Linked DNA regions of Homo sapiens: region 1 is linked to region 2. A link is a loop called in an ENCODE intact Hi-C map of the cell type or tissue named here. Cell type or tissue: body of pancreas. All regions are shown on one strand. Each heading gives the region's core, and the rest is flanking DNA. Links, peaks and the distances in the headings are about the cores only. Region 1 has its middle 6.8 kb from the start of WDR59. Region 2 overlaps ZNRF1 (zinc and ring finger 1).

The links. Hi-C counts contacts between places; a loop is a spot of excess contacts. Peaks named below come from ENCODE experiments on the same cell type or tissue, not always from the same donor. Only the 100,000 strongest peaks of a DNase experiment are listed, where the experiment ranks them.
Region 1: a loop joins it to region 2, with 3 times the contacts of the local background. A loop is called at or near these places in 13 of 110 quality-filtered maps.

Annotation. Positions count from the first base shown.
Region 1 is chr16:74,990,538-74,993,344 of GRCh38, reverse strand. No RefSeq gene overlaps it. Among named protein-coding and RNA genes, the nearest start is that of WDR59, 6.8 kb to the right of the region's middle. In body of pancreas, for the core only: no CTCF peak of the experiment used is centred there; a DNase peak (open chromatin) is centred at 1,564; H3K27ac peaks cover 2,311 bases.
Region 2 is chr16:75,095,725-75,098,531 of GRCh38, reverse strand. The region is part of intron 2 of ZNRF1 (zinc and ring finger 1); the gene reads right to left. Among named protein-coding and RNA genes, the nearest start is that of LDHD, 20 kb to the left of the region's middle. RefSeq lists enhancers at 1-24, 1,751-2,480, 2,481-2,807. In body of pancreas, for the core only: a CTCF peak has its summit at 1,579; a DNase peak (open chromatin) is centred at 1,641; H3K27ac peaks cover 2,353 bases.

The DNA.
Region 1 (2,807 bases), core at 240-2,739, 110 kb after region 2:
CTCAGCCTCCAGAGTAGCTAGGAGTACAGGCACCCGCCACCATGCCCAGCTAATTTTTTGTATTTTTAGTAGAGATGGGGTTTCACGTGTTAGCCAGGATGGTCTCGATCTCCTGACCTCGTGATCCGCCCGCCTCGGCCTCCCAAAGTGCTGGGATTACAGGCGTGAGCCACGACGCTGGGCCAGAGCTGGGCTCTTAAGTTTTACGGTGAACATGCTCATCAAAGAATTTTTTTTTTTTCTTGAGAACAGGGTCTTAACTCTGTCACCCAGCTCGAAGTGCAGTGGTGCAATCTGGGCTTACTGCAACCTCTGCCTCCCAGGCTAAAGGGATACTACCACCTCACCCTCCTGAGTAGCTGGGACCACACGTGCGTGCCACCGTGCCTGGCTAAGTTTTGTATTTTTTTAGAGACAGGGTTTCACCATGTTGCCCAGACTGGTCTTGAACTCCTGGGCTCAAGCAATCCTCCCGTCTCAGCCTCTCAAAGTGTTGGGATTACAGGTGTGAGCCACTGCACCCAGCAGAGGAATTCTTCCAATGACAATTTTGTTTTCTCTGTATACTTTCCAAAGGGGTGAAAAAGACTAGATCTACTTAACAGCTGTATTTCTTTTTGTGAATTAATTATTTGGCCTTAAGATTTACATTCTAGTGTGCTGATTATTATAAGTCACCTCTCTCATAGCTGGCACCACTGAACAGCTGAGATCTTGTACTGCAAAGGTGAAGCCCCTGCTCTGTGCAATGTGATTGCACTCAGCTTAGGTGCCCTGTGGGACCCCGAATGGTAGCCTATCTCAGAAAATGTCCTGTTATGGCTGGGCACAGCGGCTCATGCCTGACCAACATGGTGAAACCCTGTCTCTAGTAAAAATACAAAAATTAGCCAGGCATGGTGTCAGTTGCCTGTAATCCCAGCTACTCGGGAGGCTGAGGCGGGAGAATCGCTTGAACCCGGGAGGCAGAGGTTGCCGTGAGCGGAGATCGCGCTACTGCACCCCAGCCTGGGCAACAAAGGGCGACTCTGTCTCAAAAAAAAAAAAGAAAAGAAAATGTCCTGTTATCTTGTTTTGTACTAACAATAAACCACTGATCCACTTACCACAACAGTCAGGAGGAAGAGCTGATAAAATTTTTGCTGCCAAAGCCCTTTGGAAATGCGAGTGCATATCTATTCTATTATAGAAAGCCTGGGACTTTCACTATTCAGAAAATAGGGGAAAGGGCTTGTGAGGGCCTACTCCTGAGAAGCAGTGGGGAACTCCCGTCCACCTCCCTGTTTCTGTGAGCCAGAGGAAGGCGAGGGTTTCCCATGGCTTTGGAGGGCATCCCCAGCACCCCTATCACCCCACTGGGGGTGGACAAATGCCTTTTAGTGAGAAACTTCCTCCCAGGCCCTCTCGGAGCTCTTTAAATTTTATTGTTTTGCTTGAAAGGAGACAGCTTAGAGAAATCAGGATAATGAGTAACCAAATACACATGGCCGGGAGGCTGAGCACAGGACCATGTTCATAAATATTTGTTGATTGATGAAGAGAGGGAAATTATTACTGGGACTCAGGGCCAGGGTCCAAGGTTCCCAGATGTAAATGAACTGAGTAGTCAGCTAGCTCCAAATTCTGCAGAAGAGCAAACAGAAGACTAGAAAGATAAAGGATCATGTTCAAATTGCATGGCTAGTTGCTGATAAGAGCCCAGCCCAGGCCCTGGATTTCTGGGTTTGCTGTGTACCCTGCTTTCCTGCCGCTTGGCTAGCAAGTGTCCTGAAAAAACACAGTTTCATGATAAATCCTCTGTGGCAAAGTGGGATCTACTTGACAAAGGACCCTCAGTGGTCCCCAGCCTCTGATTCAGATGCAAAATCCTAAGTCCCCCAAGTTACAGAATGGACCACCCTCCCCCAGGCCAAGGGGACTCCAGAGAAACCTGAAAAACTGAATTTCTGGCCATCGTGGGAAAGAAGGTCATTATACCCCCCACCTTTTCGAGTTTAGGCACAACTGATCAGCGTTAAGGTTGAAATAGAGATCATAAGACTGACAGAACAGACGCTTTGTGGCAATAAGATACCGAATTCCAACCTGACTCTGGTATAGCATCATATAACAGACAGCAGACCCTGAAGGAAATAAAAGTATTTTACCCCAAAATATATTTCTTTGGCGTAGTTTGAAATGGCTCTTCAAAGCACTCTGTTGTGGGGGAAATTTTGCATCGTAGAGAACGCAGCTGAGACTTTCCTGCATTTAAGAGAGATTAAGAGGCCGAGCGTGGTGGCTCACACCTGCAATCCCAGTACTTTGGGAGGCCAGCGGGGCGGGAGGATCGCTTGAGCCCAAGAGTTAGAGATCAGCCTAGGCAACATAGTGAAACCCCATCCTAATTTTTTTTTTGAGACAAGGTCTTGCTCTGTCACCCAAGCTGGAATGCAGCAGCGCCATCTTGGCTCACTGCTCTGCCTCCCGGGTTCAAGCAATTCTCCTGCCTCAGCCTCTGGAGTAGCTGGGACTGCAGGCATGTGCCACCACGCCCGGCTAAATTTTTTTTGTATTTTTATTAGAGATGTGGCTTCACCATGTGGTCTGGAACTCCTGACCTCAAATGATCCACCTGCCTTGGCCTCCCAAAGTGCTGAGATTACAGGCGTGAGCCACCTTGCCTGGCCTTAATTTTTTTTTTTTAAAGAGATAAACTGATATTGACACCTTTTAAGGCCCTGAGAAATTTACTGCCTATTCTCTCTGAAGGCTGATGCCTGTGAAACTTTGTCTTCATAACAAGAACCTTGGTCTCTATAGCGTCC
Region 2 (2,807 bases), core at 71-2,570:
TGGGAAATCTGGGGGGCTGTGCTCTTCAGGCAACAGGGTGACCTTGAGCAGAGAGTGTAGCCTACCAGCAGCGGCCCATCCAACTGCCCAGCCCTTTGAAGTGCAATGCAATTGTTTTGGTGAGCTGGGCCACCCGCAATGAGGATAGTGGGGGCAGCCAACTAAAGCTCAGGCCTGGAGCGCTTCATACTTTCCTACTGAGGCCACTACAGCTCCCTCCCACAGTCCTCTTTCCTGTAGCCACCTGTTCCTGGTTTCCCCACTTGTGTTAGGGCCTTGCAGGCCTCCCCTAGTCGCTTTCGCTCCTCATACACCCAGCAGCGGCCAGTCTGGCAGTCAGTGCAGCCGGTCAGCAACAGCTGGACACCCTGGGTGAGCAGTCACCTGCCCCTCCTCGCCCTCCTGTAGGAGGAGTAACAGGACAGACACCTCCGCAGTCTGACTCCAGCCTGTCCAGCCTGACTCCAGCCCATCCAGCATCTAACAATGGCTCTGGGCAATGCCCCAAGCAAGGCTGGGCAAACTCCTCGGCCAGCACCCGGTTTCCCCAGGCAGGGAAAGGGTAGGGTGCTTTCATTCTGACCACAGGGTCTCTGAGAGGAGGAGACATGGGACAAAGAATTGCCTGCAGGCACAGGGCAGGCTATAGCAGGAGCCATTTCTGCTTTTCCAGGAAGCCAGGTCCTCTCACATTTTTATTTTATATTTTATTTTTTGAGACAGGGTCAAGCTCTGTTGCCTAGGCTGGAGTGCAGTGGCGTGATCAAGCTCACTGCTGCCTCAATCTCCTGGGCTCAAGTGATCCTCTCACCTCAGCCTCCTGAGAAGTTGGAACTACAGGCGCTTGCCACCATGTCAGACAAATTTTTTGTTTTTAGTAAATGGGGTCTCACTATGTTGCCCAGGCTGGTTTCAAATTCCTGAGCTCAAGCAATCTCGGTTCCCCAAAGTGTTGGGATTACAGACGTGAGCCACTGCATCCGGCCTCCCTTGCCTTTAAAAGACAGCTTGTGTGACATTTAGCATCTCAAGAGCCTTAAAGATGGGGGCAATGGCCTTTGGCAGAGGGGAGGAAGAGGGCATCATGACATAAGAAGCTGAGCATGGGCTTCTGCTCCCCCAGAACACAGCTGAGGGGAGCTCTCCTTGGTGCTGCTGGCAAATGAACCTGCCGCCCCCCAGATTCTCCCTGGGCTGAGGACCCCTAAGCTTCCAGTCAAAAGCGGGTCATCTCCACGACTCCACAGGATTACAATGCTCTTCCGTTCAGAGCATCACCAATCAGACCCCCACCTCCACGCTTGTTCTGCTAGCCCAGAGACTCGAGGGTCAAAATTTGAATGCGTATTCTTTAGGGCAAGGTCCCTCAGTCTCAGAGTCACAAACAGAGATGTTAGAAAGGGAGAGAAATTAAAAGGCCCATTCGGGTTGATCCATCTTACCCACAAAAACAAACCAACGAACCCCCTCCCTCTTATACAGTATCCTCACCTTCCAGGAAGGCGCTTAGGAGGACAGGGGGTTTAACATTCGGTGCTCTGGAGTCAACCGCCCTTCCCTGCCCCTCCAGCAGGGGCTCAGCACATTCCCAAACTTCCCCAGCCAGGTGCCTGTCCTCGGAGCACCAGGCACTAGCTGAACCAGTTAAACTAGTCTCGCCTTTCCTAAGTTGTGTTTTTTCTAAGCTAGCAGGCAGCTACTGGAGGCCTTCCAACCCACCACTCAGGCCAACCCTCATAATAAGAAAAATACTACTTTCTATCTGCCTCATTTAGGAGGTTTCTACTTTTTTCCTTTAGTGGTTAACTAAATTTCATCTTATATAACCATCATAAATTTTCTAAAAATTTCCGCAATTGGTGCCAACAACCACAGAAAGTGTGTGTGTAAATGGGAAGTCTTCAGGGGAGTGACCAGGAGTTCTAGTGAATCTTCATAAGAAAACTCTTCACTAAGAAAGCCCCGCCTCGCCCCCTTTCCAGAAAGATTCCAAGAACTCACACCTCTGACTCTTAAGTCTTTTTTTAAATTAGAAAAGGTAACATGCAGCAGGTGAGGTTGGGATGATGACAAATCATGGGGAATACATTGGAGCTCCTGAGCTTTGGCCCACGGTCTGTGCTCTCTCTGAGCTGGAGCAGGCCCTGGGCGTGCCTGGGGATGCCCACTCCACATACACCCCCGGAAGCAAATGCTCTCCTCTTACCTGGAAGGTTTAGGGTCTTCAGAAAAGACAAAGACTGAACATGAGGAGTCCATACCACATGAACAGGGTCCACAGAGGGCCGGACCATTGTTTCTGAACAAAGCACTTCACCACGTTGAGACAAAGTCCACTGGAAGGACTGGAGACAACTGGCCTCTCTTTGCCTCCAGTGGTAAAGGACTGGCTTTTGCAAAAGAGAGCCTTAGGTGTAAAGCCTCTAGTTTACACACACACACACACACACACACACACACACACACACACGTGCACACATACAGAAACACATGCACCCTTGAGGAGGTGGCCTGCCCCTCAATTCCATGACAAGGGAAAAACTAGAACCAGAACCAGAGGAGCAGTGGTCATGCCTCAGGCTGGCTGGCCAATCTCCCCTTCCTCTAAGGGGGGCCCGGCTCCCGGTGTGGTTTCTGTAGTCTTGGGTGAGGCTGCCGGTGGTGGGGTGTAGGGGGGTAAACCAACAGCGCCAGGCACTCAAGTGCTGATACAGAGGGGGACAGGGGGACACATGGTGGCGTCCCAGGCAGTTCTCTGGCAGAGGAGCTGGACAGCCTCACCTTCCCGGTTCTCCACAGGGCAGTGG